Regions from separate parts of the Homo sapiens genome. Here region 1 is linked to region 2. Evidence: chromatin loops called from intact Hi-C (ENCODE). Cell type or tissue: B cell. All regions are shown on one strand. Region 1 has its middle 58 kb from the start of SHLD1. Region 2 overlaps SHLD1 (shieldin complex subunit 1).

What was found. A loop is a pair of places that touch in the nucleus more often than their neighbours do. Peaks named below come from ENCODE experiments on the same cell type or tissue, not always from the same donor. Only the 100,000 strongest peaks of a DNase experiment are listed, where the experiment ranks them.
Region 1: a loop joins it to region 2, with 18 times the contacts of the local background. A loop is called at or near these places in 7 of 110 quality-filtered maps.

The regions. Positions count from the first base shown.
Region 1 is chr20:5,691,089-5,693,588 of GRCh38, reverse strand. No RefSeq gene overlaps it. Among named protein-coding and RNA genes, the nearest start is that of SHLD1, 58 kb to the left of the region's middle. In B cell, no CTCF peak of the experiment used is centred here; a DNase peak (open chromatin) is centred at 1,478; H3K4me3 peaks cover 821 bases.
Region 2 is chr20:5,797,058-5,799,557 of GRCh38, reverse strand. The region is part of intron 2 of SHLD1 (shieldin complex subunit 1); the gene reads right to left. Among named protein-coding and RNA genes, the nearest start is that of SHLD1, 48 kb to the right of the region's middle. RefSeq lists an enhancer at 1,236-1,435. In B cell, no CTCF peak of the experiment used is centred here; a DNase peak (open chromatin) is centred at 1,417; H3K4me3 peaks cover 264 bases; H3K27ac peaks cover 1,534 bases.

The DNA.
Region 1 (2,500 bases), 110 kb after region 2:
TATTCAGACTCGTTGGGATCCACAGATTCAGGCTCAAAAGTCCTGAATTGTTATTTCACTTTCCCTAAAAATAAGCCTCCCCCTCCCGCCCACCTTTTTTGTGTGCAAAAAAAGGCTGGAGTGCAATGGTGCGATCTTGGCTCACTGCAACCTCCGTCTCCCAGGTTCAAGCGATTCTCCTGCCTCAGCCTCCTGAGTAGCTGGGATTACAGGCATGTGTCACTATGCCTGGCTAATTTTGTATTTTTACTAGAGACAGGGTTTCTCCATGTTGGTCAAGCTGGATTACAGGCAGGAGTCACCGTGCCCGGCCTCTCACTTTTTTTTTAATGGAGTCTTGCTCTGTCACCCAGGCTGGAGTACAGTGGTACAATCATAGCTCCCTACAGCCTCGAACTCCTGGGCTCAAGCAATCCTCCTGCCTCAGCCTCTTGAGTAGCTAGGACTACAGACACTCACTACTGTGCCTATTTTTTTTTAAATTATTATTATTTTGTAGAAATGGGGTCTTTCCTTGTTGCCCAGGCTGGTCTTGAACCCCTGGCCTCTCAAGTGTTCTTCCCTCGGCCTCCCAAAGCACTGAGATTACAAGTGTGAGCTGTGCTTGGTTCAGTCTGGGTGAGCCTACAATTGAAAATACCTCACAGGGTACCTCGAAGCTGCTACCCACCTTTCTGGCCTACTACTCCACTGGACCCCTTGTCTCCATGCACTCTTTGTGTGGGCATAGCCAACTAGCCAACATTCACCCACTGGTGGGACAACAACAGAAGTATTGCTTATCATTATTGAGGGCTGACCAGGTGCCATACTCTTTTAAAGCATAACCTAATTTAATCCTGTGGCTGGGCATGGTGGCTCATGCATGTAATCCCAGCACTTTGGGAGGCCAAGGTGGGTGGATCACCTGAGGTCAAGAGTTCGAGTGTAGCCTGGCCAACATGGTGAAACTCCATCTCTACTAAAAATACAAAACTTAGCCAGGCAGGGTGGTGGCGCGCGCCTGTAATCACAGTTACTTGGGAGGCTAAGGCAGGAAAATCGCTTGAACCCAGGAGGCAGAGGTTGCAGTGAGTGGAGATCACACCACTGCGCTCCAGCCTGGGCCACAGAGCGAGACTCTATCTCAAAAAATAAAATAAAATAAAATAAAATAAAATAAAATAAAATAAAATAAAATAAAATAATTTAATCCTTGTGACAGCACAATGAGGCAGGTCCTACCATAATTCCCATCATATAGCTGATGCTCAGAGCAGTGGAGTGACTTGCCTAAGGAGAATAAGCAGTGAGGAGTCAGAGTCAGGATTCAAACCTGTTTGTCCAACTCCAGATTCAAATCCTCTAGCCACTTCACAGAACTCTTTTGCTTGTTTTTGGGCCTCTGTGTGCATAACCATTTCCGTCTGCCTGCAACACCTGCTCTGGTCTCTGCCTGGTAAACCCTCACTCCCTTCAAATGCTGCCGGTGCTCCCCCTTCCCTTGGCCCCTTGGCCTCACTGGTTCAGTGCACACCAATCAGACTGCCAAGTGCTAGCACCTGCAACCTTTTGCCTGAGTGTTTTCTGAAACTGTTGGTGCCTGCTCTGCATACATACATCGAAGGGCTGAGTACTAGGGAATTAATGGCCCCAAAAGAGGCTCCCAACCAATATTGATGGAAGCAGATGCATAAATCCCCGTCCCTCCATCCCTCCCAGACAAAATCTACAGTTTCCCAGCATCCCCGAGAAGGATAAAGCTCCAGCTGCCTACAATGGTAACTTGCTTAATAAGTTTGGTGTTTTTTTTTTTTTTTTTTTGTAAACAAGGTCTGGCCCTGTCACCCAGGCTGGAGTGCAGTGGCGTGATCCCGGCTCACCACAGTCTTGACTTCCCAGGCTCAAGCAATCCTCCTACTTCAGCCTCCCAAGTAGCTGGGACTACAGGCATGCACCACCGCTCCCAGCTAATTTTTGTGTTTTTTGTACAGACGGGGTTTTGTCATGTTGCCCAGGCTGGTCTCTAATTCCTGAGCTCAAGTTATCAGTCCCCCTTGGCCTCCCAAAGTTCTGGTTCTGGGATGACAGGTGTGAGCCACCATGCCCAGCCTGATTCACTTTTTTTTTTTTTTTTTTTGAGATGGGGGTCTTGCTCTTGTCGCCCAGTCTGGAGTGCAATGGCACAATCTTGGCTCACTGCAACCTCTGCCTTTCCGGGTTCAGGCCATTCTCCCGACTCAGCCTCCGGAGTAGCTGGGATTACAGGCGCCCGCCACCATGCCCGGCTAATTTTTGTATTTTTAGTAGAGATGAGGTTTTGCCGTGTTGGCCAGGCTGGTCTCAAACTCCTGACCTCATGATCTGCCCACCTCAGCCTCCCAAAGTGCTGGGATTACGGGCATGAGCCACCGCACACACTTTTACTGACTTCTTTCCTTTTTTCTGTCTCACTCTGTCACTCCCTTACTGTTGATTCCTGGGAACATCACCCAAAACCATTGCTTGCACTGGAATCTCA
Region 2 (2,500 bases):
CAAATTGCTTGAGCTCAGGAGTTTTGAGACCAGCCTGGGCAACATGGCAAAACCCTGTCTCTCCAAAAAAAAAAAAAAAAAAAAAAAAAATTAGCCAGGCATGGTGGTGCATGTCTGTAGTCTCAGCTACTTGGGGGGCCAAGATAGGAGGATTGTTTGAACCCGGGAAGTTGAGGCCGCAGTGAGCCAAGATGGTGCCAATGCACTACAGCCTCAGGGACAAAGTGAGACCCTGGCTCAAAAAGAAAGAGAGAAAGAAAGCAAGAAAGAGAGAGAGCGAGAGAGAGAGAATAGGGGAGGGGAGGGGAGGGAATGCAACAGAAGTGAGGCTAGCCTTTAATTTTTTTTTTTTTCTGAGACAGAGTCTCGCTCAGTCATCCAGGCTAGAGTGCAGTGGTGCAATCACGACTCACTGCAACCTCCGCCTCCCAGGCTCAGGTGATCCTCCCACCTCAGCCTCCTGAGTAGCTAGGACTACAAGTGAACGCCACCATGCCTGGCTAATTTTTGTATTTGTATTTTTTTGTAGAGACGGGGTTTTGCCATGTTGCCATGTAGAGACTCACAAATGGTCTCAAACTCCTGGGCTCAAGTGATCCACCCACCTTGGCCTTCCAAAGTATGGGGATTACAGGCATGAGCCCCCACAACTGGCTGAGGCTAGTTTTTAAGAGAACTGAGGGAGGCTGAGGTGGGCGGATCACGAGGTCAGGAGATCGAGACCATCCTGGCTAACCCGGTGAAACCCCATCTCTATTAAAAATACAAAAAAATTAGCCGGGCACGGTGGTGGGTGCCTGTAGTCCCAGCTACTCTGGAGGTTGAGCCAGGAGAATGGCGTGAACCTGGGAGGCGGAGCTTGCAGTGAGCCGAGCTCTCGCCACTGCACTCCAGCCTGGGCGACAGAGTAAGACTCCGTCTCAAAAAAAAAAAAAAAAAAGAAAACTAAAATGTTAGGCCAGGCGCAGTGGCTTACGCCTGTAATCCCAGCACTTTGGGAGGCCGAGGCGGGCGGATCACAAGGTCAGGAGATTGAGACCATCCTGGCTAACACGGTGAAACCCTGTCTCTACTAAAAATACAAAAAATTAGCCAGACATGGTGGCAGGCGCCTGTAGTCCCATCTACTCAGGAGGCTGAGGCAGGACAATGGTGTGAACCCGGGAGGCGGAGCTGGCAGTGAGCCGAGATCACGCCACTGCACTCTAGCCTGGGTGACAGAAAGACTTCGTCTCAAAAAAAAAAAAAGAGAACTGAGAGTTTCTACTTTTCTTCTCTTGGAAGGCTCACTCTTGCGATTTCCCCTCTCAGAACTCAGCCACCATGTTGTCAGAAGCCTGAGCCACATGGGCATGGAGAGACCACAGGTGGCCACTTCAGCTGACAGCCCAGCTGGGCTCCCAGCTGATGACTAGCATCAACTATCAGCCATGTGAATGAGCAGCCTTGAACATTCCAGACCATTCAAGCCCCCAAGTGACTGCAGCCCCAGCCAATATCACATGGACCATAAGAACCACTCAGCTGAAGCACATCAACCCACAAAATTGTGAGAGAGAACATAATGGTTGTTGTTCCACACCACTAAATTTTGGGGTAGTTAGGCAGCAAGAGATAACCAAAACAAGGCCTCTGATTCAACTGCTGTTGATGACAGAGAACAGAGGGTCATATCTACATGTATAATAGGCATAGAGCCTAAGCAGTAGCCCAGGAAATAGTGAACAAAGAGGCCTGGGACACTGGCAAGCCTAGGACTGCAGGTATCAGTGAAATCAAGTGACTGGATGTTCATGAGTAGCAAAGGCATTATAAATGTGACTTATTAAACAAGTTAGACATGTCTCCAGTCAAATATGATTTGACTAAACATACAATTTTACATGCCCATCACTGTCACAGATACTATAATACTGTGTCTAGTAAGTAAGTAGGGACAGTGTGCTGGGACTGGGACTATATGGGACTTCACACATATTCTTCTTCTTCTTTTTTGAGATGGAGTCTAGCTCTGTCACTCAGACTGGAGTGCAGTGGTATGTTCATAGCTCACTTGCAGCCTTGACCTCCAGGACTCAAGCAATCCTCCCACCTCTGCCTCTTGAGTAGCTGGGACTACAGGCACTCGTCACCATGCCCAGCTTATTTTGTTTATATTTTGTAGAGATGGGGTCTCACTATGTTGCCCAGGCTGATCTTGAACTCCAGAGCTCAAGCCATCCTCCTAACTCAGGCTCCCAAAGTGTTGGGATTACAGGCATGAGCCACTGTGCCCAGCCCACACACATTATTCTTAATCCTCACAAGAGTATAAAATGTAAGCATACTAATCACTCCCTTGCTCCCCTCTCCCTCTTTCCTTTCCTAATTCCTTTCCTTCCCCCTTTTGTTTTTCCTTATTTCATCAAGAAGAGTAGTTTTAAATTTTTAAAATCACAGCATCCATTGTTAGATGAATAAAGCTTCCTATCATTACTTTGGAGCAAAAGATAGAATCCAG